Linked DNA regions of Homo sapiens: region 1 is linked to region 2. A link is a contact called in ENCODE Hi-C data. All regions are on one chromosome and are shown on one strand. Each heading gives the region's core, a stretch centred on a gene start or an enhancer-like site at or near the end of the contact. The rest is flanking DNA. Distances are from core to core; before and after follow the strand shown.

Region 1 (5,991 bases), core at 1,783-4,282, 64 kb after region 2:
TGAACTTAGCTAAAAAGATGCATGCATAATCAGCTACTCCCCTGAGTACCATCTCAGTTTTTATTACTATTGTTTACGTCTTGACAACTCTTCCTCTTTCTCTGCTGTCTGACATCTTTGCTCAAAGGTATCTACTAGCCTTTAGGTGACATAGGTGAGCTCTTTCTCAAAAGATTTTTAAAGCATTTATGCAGATTTTAGAATAATTTGTGAAAAAGAATTAGGAATACCTATTTTACTATGTTACAATTTGACCAATGTTAGCCTAAGATGTGCCGTCATTTGATGGATGAGGGAAAAAGAATGCTAAAACCTTTAATAATTTTGTAAATGGGTTCATCTTTCCTAAAGAGAAAAGCAAAGATCTCTCATACTAAAAGGATTATTTGGGGGGAGGAGATGGACAGAGAAGTACAAAAGACAAGAAAAACTGTAAGTGATAAAGACTGGGACAAGTAGATGACAGAAAAGACACAAAGAGTAGGGATATCAAATTGCTGACAACTCAAGTGTCAACTTGGGTTAATAGTGCCCTTCCTGGAGGAGGATGTTCAGAAAAATTGTGAGGCTATTACAATCTGTGTAGGAAAGCTGTCATGAGTAGTTAGTTATCTCTGCCACGGGGGCAAGTAGCAGGAATAGGGCATAAGTGCCTTGTATTTCCATTTCTATGCCAGAAGGGAAAGTTCTCTGCTACAAGAAAACCAGTGAGTGTTCAGAGGAAGCAGTGCTTCCATAGGTGTCAGGGAATCCCAGCTACGTCAACATTGAGGAACCTACGTCTGAATTTATATTTTCCACTGAAGAGAAAAGCCTTCACACTAGACACTTAAATATATGGGTAGGAAAAAAAGAAAGAAAGAGAAAGAGCATAAGTGACAGAGAGAGAAAGAAAAAGAAAAAAAGGAAAGAAAGGGAAAGCAAAAAAGAATGAAACAAGGAAGGAAGAAAGTACAATCTTTTGATTAGATCACATCCTTTAGGTCTCCACTATTATACCTTAAAATACTGAGAGAACTTGACAATATGATTGGTGAGGTAGTCTAAGTAAAGCTGCAAAAATATCTAAGTAAAGCAGCAAAAATTGTGAGGAGTAGGAAATGTATCAGAAACTGGGTATGAGCCAAATATTATCCTAGTGCTCAAGAAGAAGAGAAAAAGATGGATTATATTTACCAAAGAAACAATGTCCCTTCTCCTTTCCAAAGTGAACACCTCCTCCACCTGTGCTTTTTCACCTCAAGCCCAGATCCTTCTTCTCTTCTCTTTCTACACAAATTTATTGAAACGTTGTGCCTGCTTACCTTCCATTTTCCTTCTCCCATTTTCCTGTCAATTCTTTTCAATGGATTCCATAGAAATCTCGCAAAGTTGCTATTTAAAGGATTCCTAAGTGTCCAATTTCTAGTACATCATTAAACATGTCCCATTACACCTTCTTTCAGATAACATTGTGCAGTTTAACCTGTGATATCCTGTGTTTTTTCTGCAGTCATTCTACCTTTTTCTCATTCTGGCTTCTCCTTCATTGACTATAGATATCCTCTCAGATTCTGTCCTCAGATTCGCCATTCCAAATGCTTATCTTAGAAATTTTATCAACATCCATCGATTAAACTGTATTTTTAAATCACCCACATTTACCTGCCTAGTCCAGGTACCCTAAATATTACTGGTTTTGCATTTCAGCTGCCCTGTGGAAATATCCATGGATGTCCCACACATAGCTCATTTCAACTTGCCCAAATAAAACTTATCCTCTCTGTTCACAGAACTACTTTTCGTTCTGTTCCTCAGATTGGTTGACCATTGCCACTAACCCACCCTGGAACCAATACTATGTACCCACCATGCACTGTGCTATGGTTTACATGTGTCATATCACATAATAGGCACACCAGCCCTCCAAGATGGATTATTATACCCATTTTACAGATGAGGAAATGGAGACAATAAGAGGTTAAGTAACTTGCCCAAAAGGCCAATAGGCTGTCATATCGTAAAGCCAGAATTACTCCTAACACCTGACTATCCTGACAGCCAATAATATTTTCATGCCAACCTGAAGAAAACATGTATAAATAAATAAGGAAATGTGGATTCATTCTGTTTCTACAGAAAACAGGGCTGGAGCAGTGAAGAGAAATTACATGAATATAGATTTCTGTCATTTTATCAAATAACTTCTTAAGAGACACAGCAAAGAAACAAGTTTCCTGGCAAAGTGACGGCTTCCAACACAGGACAGTTGCAAAAGGATCTTTTGGATAATGAGAAAATGTAGACTACACAGACTCCTAAAGTTCACAATATGCCCTGGCACTCCTGCAGTTTGTAGGATAGCTCTTCAGTAGTTAGTTTATTAATCCTGTAAAGAACAAAACAGATGCATGCAGCCATTTAGTAAATATACTGCATGTTAGAGAATCAATATATTTTTGTATTAAACAGTCTAAAGTCATGAAAACTTTGGTAACGAAAAGCTAGAATTTTAAATAAGAAGAAAGTGTTTTTTATTTTAGTGATTCAGCTGCTTCAGGTCGTGTTGTGTTCTCTGTTTTGAAAAGCAGCTACCACAGCTGCTGCAAACATTTTTGAATGATCCATCACTACGATGTCATTCTGGCTGCAGCGTCATCTTGTGTGGCTCAGGAAGGAAGAGGGGAGAAAAGTGTGAACGGAACAAATGGCACACTGTGTTCCAAAACTGAAGAGAGCATTTTTTGTATATTTGAGAGTAATTTTTTTGCATTGTTTATTTTTGGGGGTTTTCTTTAAACATACACTTTAATGTATTGTCTTTAAAAAAAAATACTGCTTTCAGAAAGAGTCTGTGCTCAACAGTTTGCATCCTGCGATAATTATTCCTTGGGGGAGTCGGTAAATAGGAGCAAGGGGCAGGAGGAGTCATTATCTCCAACTAAAACTACAGTGGGAACATCGGAGAGGTGAGGTATCAGATAAGAGATGCAGGAATCCATGCTCGGTTCCTGTGGCCGTACAGGCTGGGCGATATGCCCAGGGCTCTAGATGATTCTGCAGAGGCCACTGGCAGGTGCCTACAATGAGACTCTGTTCATCCACTTTAATTAGCACCTCATCACTTTCAGTTTGGTGTCACCCAGCTGGCTACAGCTAGACGACACCTCCAGCTTGAACTGGGCTCCATTCCATTTTCTTGGAGCTTATCGAGACATGTGGTGCTTGCTTTAAGTGCAGCTGGTGCTGGCACTTTCATTGTAAATTTAAATCTCTGTTTGGAAAAAGGTGATAAGAACAGTTTGTTTCAAGTCGCTGGTGTTTAAGCCTTAAGCAATTCCCAGCAAATACATTCAAGGCTCCTTCTGGTTTGATCGGCTACAATTTGTAGTCGTCTTATTAATAGTGGCAGTGTTCAGATTCTTCTTAATGCTATTCACATTAAGGAAGTCGCTACACTGCCTCACGATTTCTCTGTGGTTCAGAGTTTGTGCTGATTGCTTTTAGCATTTTTGGTGATGCTTGTTGATCAGTGTAAGTTATGAGAAAAATACTGGCATCTGCATGCATTTATTTGAGTTTTTTTTTTCTTGTTTCAATGGAACAAAAAATGAGATGCTTACTAGATGCATTCTGTTTCATTGCAGTTATTTCTCAATAACTCAGGGTGCTAATATCCAAGACTGCACAGTGAGCTACAAGTGAAAGCTTAATGATCTTCTGTTTTTCCATACAGTTATTGCACCATCAGTATTTAACTCATTTCTTTATAAAACATCTTATTATATATTGTGTTTGAAAGTATTGTGTAAAAATAATGTCTGTTAATGTATTTTGTAACCAATTTGTATATCTCTTGGTTTTTGTCCCCAAGATTGGCAAACTTGATTAAAATATTTTTTTCTTTTTTAAAAAATTTCTTCTTATAGGCTGGGTGTGGTGGCTCATGCCTGTAATCCCAGCACTTTGGGAGGCCGAGATGGGTGGATCACCTCAGGTCAGGAATTTGAGACCAGCTTGGCTAACATGGCAAAACCCTGTCTCTACTAAAAATACAAAAAAAAAAAAAAATTAGCTGGGTGTGGTGGCGGGCACCTGTAATCCCAGCTGCTCGGGAGGCTGAGGCAGGAGAATCACTTGAACCCAGGATGCAGAGGTTACAGTGAGCCAAGATCGCGCCATTGCACTCCAGAGTACAACAGAGTGAGACTCCGTCTGAAAAATAAAAAAAAAGAAATTTCTTCTTAAACGCCTTTAGATACTCTGTAGGCATCAGATACCCACATTTTGGAGATAAGGAATGAAAAACTGAAATTAAAATTACTTCCTTTTTATATAGTATTCTCAGCAACCTTACGAGAGACAGGGAAAACAACCTCAAATGGATGACTACAGTACTAAAAAGAATGTTGATTATTGCATCCTTCTAATTCCTTTCTCTTTCTCTCTTTCTGGAACTAACAAATAACCCCAGTGGAGGAAACATTTCCCATGTGATTTTACATCTGAGCGAATTTAACCAGGAAAGTCTTGTTTCTAAAGCTTAAATTTTGTGGAATTATTTCCTTATTGATAGTTTATGGGGTTTCCTAATTTAGATGTCTTCATTTGTTCTCTTAACTCAAAATCACACTTTTATTAGTAACATTTTAAGTCAAAATGATACCTTAAGTTGCAACCGAAGTTTTATGGACATTATCTAATATAGTTTTCATGAAAATTCTGATTTTTTGTAGGTAAGGAAACTTAATTTCAGACAAATTAAGTCATGGGCTGGTGTCACATAGCTGATGATAGAAGAGGGAGGTCTCAAGCCTAGTCTCTGTTATACAGCACAAGGCTGGAAACCAGCTAAAGATTCTTCAACCAGAATCTTCCTCCTAAGAAACAAGAAACAAGGGCAACTAGGAGGCTTTAGGCATTCGTTTCCAGCATTATTACCATTTTCCTTGGCCTGGTGGATGAACTTTTCAGAGACTGGTTTTATCATTTATAATAGACAAAATCATACTGAACTCATATGACTATTACTACAGCTAGATAAGGTAAAAAGTCAAGTATTTAGCACAGTAAATAATAGTTACCTTCATTTCTTCTTTATACCAAAAATATAGATGCCTAGTCTAGCATTACCAGATGAAACTGAAATATTCTTAGTTGGTCAGTTAAGAACTATATGATGTTTATTTTGACAGTTCGTCCTGAAGCAGAGTAATATTTCACATTATAAGTTTTAATTTCAGAACATATAGCATAAGCCCACCCTTTCTTTCTCTGTATAAGAAAGATGGAAAATATTTTTTAAATTATACAAGATATAGCTGACCATATTAGGGAAAGGAAGTATACATTTTAAAAATTTACTGATTTATAGTCATAATAGACAAATATTTATTTTCATATGAGCTAGCATTCACTTATATAACGACTAAGTGGTTTTTGAAAACTCATTGTATCCTAACAATGAGTTATCTGATGTCTAGTTTTCATTAAACCTGTTTTCCAGATAAGGAAACTGAAGTGCAAAAAGGCAAGGTCATCTAGTACAGGAATTTACCCCACTCAGCACCCACATTCAACCATATATGCTGTGTTAAAATAATTTAAATATTACTTGTTGTGACAATTTTATCAACTTAAATCTTACAGTTATGAAGAAATTCTCCTGAACGTCTGTATCCTTTAAGGGTTAGATCATAAGTATATTTCAGCATTTATGTCATTTATTTGTTAAAATTAGTCGTTATCAATAAAACTACTCATTGGAGTTGAAAATAAATACAAATTAAAGAAATTTAATTTGAACATTGGATAACAATAAAAATTGTTGTTCAGTGTTTTTCCATGATTTCCATCAGTGTCTAGTAACAATCCTTTTAAACATAATAAAAATAACCATAGATACTAGAAATTGTTTGTGAAAGTAATGGAGGAGCTAATTGAGATTTCTAAACTAAGAAGCCCCATAAACTATCAATAAGGAGATAATTCCGCAAAATTTAACTTTAGAAA
Region 2 (5,680 bases), core at 216-2,715:
TGGATGTAGCCCTCCACCCACCTCAGCCGTTTGCCTATCAGGCGCTACTTGAAGGTTTGGCTTCTAGAACCCCTGCTAGATTTAGCAATGAAAGCAGCATAAATTCCTAAGCCTACCGTCAAGTGTGAATCCTCTACTTCAGAACAGATATATCATCCTGGCCCCAAAAAGAAACAGACCAAATAATATTTCCAATATTGTAATAAATTCATCCACTCCAAGTATTGTGTTGTATTTACTCACCAGGCAGAGCAGGAAAAAAAATGTTTTTGTCATTAATAACCAAAGTATCGTAAGAAAACATTAATTTCACTTAAAAAAAAAAGACATGGAAACTGTAGGCTACCATTACGGATGCCCTTATGATATAGCTTATAAATACAATATTCTATTAAGAATGTAATTGCTAGAGACATTGCTCCATGAAAGATGTGAGGTTGTTTACAAGAAAAAAATGTCATGTCCTCGTTCGAGAGTTGTTTTGGATGACTACTTATCAGGGTTTAAAAATATAAAGGCAAATAAAGATTGGTCTTTCTACTTGAGGTCAGTAGTTCACTGATTTTTGTCAAGAAAAAGAGTTTATTAGATTTCCTTTTACACTATCAGACAGCTTCTCATTTTTTATGTGATAGACTATGTAATTGTTTTTCACAGTGGTATGTTATCTATCTCTGTATATACACACATACACATACACATATATATTTACCCTCTGACACTGCATTTACTGTGGAAGTGTACCAAAAATCTATTTAAGATGCAAACATCAAAGAGGAAGGGGAAAAGGAGTCCTATTGCCACTCTGTGTAGATATCTGTGAAAGTCGCCTAAAGACCAATTGATCAAATACAAAAATCATCACAACTGCTAAAGGCTGCCAACATAATCATTTAAAGCAATGCAAAAGTAGATGCTGAAAAACGTGGGTTACCAAAGCATTCTTTACCTCTGGCTCCCCACTCTGTGCTGTATCATATTCTTGCAAGTCTCATTGGGATGCTTGGTAAACACACTTCACCTTTCTTTCTTCAGTTTCAGGGTAGAAAGGGTCCCTTTAACTCCTGAAGACAGTAAATCACAGTCTGTGTGGTGGTTCTCAGAAGACACTTAAAGGACTGAACTGGATGCTCTACATAGCACCCTTGCCAAAAGGGTTCGGAAATGACTTCCAGCTTCCCACAGTAATAAAATGGCACTGTTTGGCATCTTCGAGGTAATAAAAGTGAATTTTTTCCATTCTAGTAAATGAGAAGAGAGGCCTGGTTGTTTTAAAAACTGATTTAAATTCGTGTGTTTTCCTCACATTATAGAGCGTGATATGAGCACACTTAGGTGAACTTCAGACCATCTCAGAACATTACTATCAGCAGCTCTCTGGGGCAGAACAGGATGTGCTGGTGGGTGGTGCAAGGGAGGCTGGAAGGATGGCCAGGTGCCCTGGACACTGCCGCCGTGATACGATAGGTGGCGCTCTCCCCTCTGAGTCCATGTGAACGATCTCCGAACGTGCTCTTTGGAGGATATTACTTTGCTTGAAGGAAATGTCTTGGACGTTCATCAGTGTTTCTGGCACTGTTTAACAGCTGCTGAGTCTCATAGCAGACTCTGGCTGTATTTTGGTGATGGGAAAAGCTTTAGAAAACAGATTTCCTGTCTTTAAGGAGGAGGCTTATGTTAGGCATTATTGTCATTTGTATACAAGACTTTTTATAATTCGATTTCACTCTCCTCCCAGTTGCAAAGGAAAATCTTTTGTCATTCCTGTTTGACTCATAGGGTCTAGGAAGAAGTTTGATCATCTTCCGTTTCCCATCTGGTTATTCATAAGACACCTGCATCTCTGTGATTTCTCCTAGACTACACAATGCTACCAACTGACAACAGACGTTGTGTAAAGAAAGGCCACCTTTCAGAAAAGGAACCTGAACATTAAAAGCTTGTCAACCAAACACAAGGGATATAGCTTTTATTCCTTATTTCAACTGCACCAGAAGTGGAAATTATAACTCTTTTAAGCAGAAAAGACAAGATTGACACTTTTTACATAGAATCCAACCCACATTTGTCTTTGTTTATATGTTGCAATTAAAAGGCTATTATAAACAAATTAGTAGTATCACGGAAGAATTTTGAATGACTTGCTGATGTCAACTACTGCCAAATACCCTTATCTACTCACCACATTCTTAATTAAGAAACACCAGTGTGTGTGTGTCTTTGTTAAAATTACTCAATAGTGGCCTCAGTAGTTACAGACTAGTCCATTAATTTATTAAAGAAGTTCAAAAGATTATTACAAAAGAAGCAGGATGTAGACACACCCAGTTTAATAATAGTGGGGAAGAGAGGGGTCCCTAAAAAAAGATACGATAAGAGGAAAGGGAGATACCACTGCAGTTCATAATGATGGTTGGTAAAGAGTTGAGTACATGCTTTTAAGTTTGGACAGCTCGGTTCAACAAAGTAAGAATTAGCTGTAAATGCTAATGTCTTTGGCTTACAAATACTCCCTGCGAGTATGACCCAAATCAGAGCATCTGACTTCAGTGGGTGACCATCTGCGATAAAAAGGAGAATGTTTCCTTCTGGGCTAGTCCTGAAATACTAATAGAGGCAGCATTCCTGCACATACTAGGAAATCAATAAACACCTGCTGAATGGATGAATACATGAATAAACATTTGAAGAACAGTATCTCCTTTTCCTTTTTTTTTTTTTTTGAGACGGAGTCTTGCTCTGTCGCCCAGGCTGGAGTACAGTGGTGCGATCTCAGCTCACTGCAAGCTCGGCCTCCCGGGTTCATGCCATTCTCCTGCCTCAGCCTCCCGAGTAGCTGGGACTACAGGCGCCCGCCACCATGCCAGGCTAATTTTTTGTATTTTTAGTAGAGACCTTTAGTAACAGGGTTTCACCATGTTAGCCAGGATGGTCTCGATCTTGTGACCTCACGATCCGCCCACCTCGGCCTCCCAAAGTGCTGGGATTACAGGCGTGAGCCACTGTGCCTGGCCGGTCTCCTTTTCCTTATTGCTAAAACAGAAGTAATGTTACTTTCAGCAAATTTGTAAGGGTGAAAACAGTTACATTCTTGATCTTTAAAGTGCAATATATTTATCCCCCATATTTCTTTTTTTAAATATAGAAACTGTACTGTATATACCCTGAACAACCTTCTTGCAAAAAAAAAAAGAAAAGAAAAGAAAAGAAAAAACACAAAATTTAATGGCCAGCACATTCATCTCTACCTCTTACATTAACAGAGACTTGCTAAAGAGTTTTTATGGTTATACTTCAGCTTGTTCCCTGCGTGCTACCTCCTCTGTAACTTGACTTTAAATTATCTGTTTATCTTCTCATATTCCAAATATTATTGAATACATGTAGTAGATTAAATAATCAGTTTCCTTTGAATATCTTTAGCTGTGATTTCCTATTTTAACGTTCACATTTTGCATCCAAATGGTATTTGTCTTCATATAATTGATAAAATTCCATTTATTCATTCATCTAACATATATATTGGTTGAATGTCTATCATGTATAAGATAACCTACTAAATGTAGAAATTCACCAGAAAATACTCAACTTCTCTTCATTCCACAAATTCAGAGTTCCCTAATACTACGGGTTTACTTTAATTTGGTCAGTGGTGCCAAGTAGTCATATAGGTGAAATAGTTCCTTTAGAAGAGTGGTACTGAAAGTTGTCCATTCTTAAGAAGCATCTTTGATTATGTATGTAGTAAAACAGGTTCTGAAATTAATTATCTTAGAATTGGGCTCAGTAGACCTGGCATAGATCCCAAGAATTTACAGCATTTCTAACAAGTTTCCCAGGTAATTCTCAGGCACGTAGTTCTCAGAACGTGCTTAAGAATTACTGCCTTAAAATTTAAAGAAAATTTTATTTTCATGCCATGCTATATTCTATGTACAAAAAGCATCTTCCTTTACTTTATTATTTTTCTATAAAATACAATTTAAATTTTCCCGAATTACATTTTATAATTACAACAAAATCTGTTGCGACCCATGCAGACTACTATACAATTCTTTATCCCTTTAAATGGAGTAGAAATAAATGAAGAATGCTAAACATGATTTCTTTAAAAACTCACATTTTAATCATAAGAAAAATACTTTAATTGCTATTATGTGACTCCTAATTGGTAAATCATTATAATGATAATTTATAATTTTGGTTCATTAACTTTACAAAATATTATTCAAAAGTTCCTGCAAGGTGCTTTTTCTTTAATACTTTATTTTATAATTTTTCCTTCAAAATATTTTATTAGATCACAATGAGTTTTTCATGATTTTAGAGAATAGTAAGATAAGTGATGTTTTCCTTCTTATATTAGTAATACTTTACTTCTACCTTTTTGGAATGGATTATTTCTCTGTACAAGTCCTTTCAGCAATATGGCACCATGTCATAGGTGGTGAACACAGTGACATTATTTAAGGTCAGGGTACAGAGAAAATATATTACTAGGCTCTACTTGTTGTATTAGGGTCCACCTTTCTTTCACAGAAACATTGGCTTGTTATTTCATAATTTCAGTTCGAAACTTGGTTTTCTTGCTTCTAAGGTTGGTAGGTCATTTCTTTAACAAGATTTGATATATTTCTAATCTTTTCTAATTTGAATATTATCATAGTGTGATCTGGTGATTTTTAAAAAATATGTCAGTAGTGCCCAAGCTGCATTAGGAGATTTCAGCTGATATTAAATTAACCCCAACCACCACCTCCAGTCAAATGTGGCACCCATGCATGACAATATCACACCCACTTTTACTATATTTCTTCTTTTTTTAAAAAAATGTATTTTAAGGGGCTCACTTGAAAATAACTCATAATGACAGGCAATTGTGAAATGTTCAGTTTCATTGAGTGCTCTAACCACATTCACCTGAATAACCCAGCTCTCTAAAGGCTGAAATCTATTCTAGCTAATTTGAATACATAGTGTCCAATGGTAACTACCAATGTATGCTAGGTCTCATCAAAATGGAATGAACCAGAATATCTGCACACTCAAAACAAACAAACAAAAAGGAATAGATGTTTATTTTTAAAGTTTTAAAAGGCTAAAAAAATCGCAACACTATTTTAAAATATACACACTTCCACATGATAATATGCCCTTGAGCCTGGAAATCATTATAATAAAATTTTGTGGCAAAAACCCTCCACTTTTCTGTGGTGGCATTTCTGCCATGTTTCCAATTAGAACTCCTATAAATTTTGAAATTGAACAAACAGGAAAATAGAAATCTCACCTATCTGTATTCAGACCTAAAAAATGAATTTAAATAAGATTCCAGGCCGAGTGTGGTGGCTCACGCCTGTAATCCCAGCACTTTGGGAGGCCGAGGCAGGCAGATCACGAGGTCAGGAAATCAAAACCATCCTGGCTAACACGGTGAAACCCCGTCTCTACTAAAAATACAAAAAAAAAATACCCAGGCGTGGTGGCAGGCGCCTGCAGTCCCAGCTACTCGGGAGGCTGAGGCAGGAGAATGGCATGAACCCAGGAGGCAGTACTTGCAGTGAGCTGAAATCGGGCCTCTGCACTCCAGCCTGGACGACAGAGTGAGACTCCATCTCAAAAACAAAAACAAACAAATAAGATTCCAAATCAAACTTTCTAACTTGCTGAGGTTGATACA

Evidence for each region. Hi-C counts contacts between places; a loop is a spot of excess contacts on that map. Pooled maps may share reads with other maps.
Region 1: a loop to region 2 is called in a map of heart left ventricle, with 4 times the contacts of the local background. The contact joins two enhancer-like sites. A Hi-C loop is called at or near these places in 5 of 168 maps with a recorded cell type or tissue (endothelial cell of umbilical vein, gastrocnemius medialis, heart left ventricle and 1 more) and 5 of 50 pooled maps.

What each region holds. Positions count from the first base shown.
Region 1 is chr1:81,475,284-81,481,274 of GRCh38, forward strand. It overlaps a transcript of ADGRL2 not described here. Among named protein-coding and RNA genes, the nearest start is that of ADGRL2, 320 kb to the right of the region's middle. Within about 2 kb of position 3,033, at least 3 of the 41 ENCODE cell types and tissues checked have a DNase peak (open chromatin) inside an H3K27ac peak, as active enhancers do.
Region 2 is chr1:81,413,136-81,418,815 of GRCh38, forward strand. It overlaps a transcript of ADGRL2 not described here. Among named protein-coding and RNA genes, the nearest start is that of ADGRL2, 380 kb to the right of the region's middle. RefSeq lists an enhancer at 1,349-1,643. Within about 2 kb of position 1,466, at least 4 of the 41 ENCODE cell types and tissues checked have a DNase peak (open chromatin) inside an H3K27ac peak, as active enhancers do.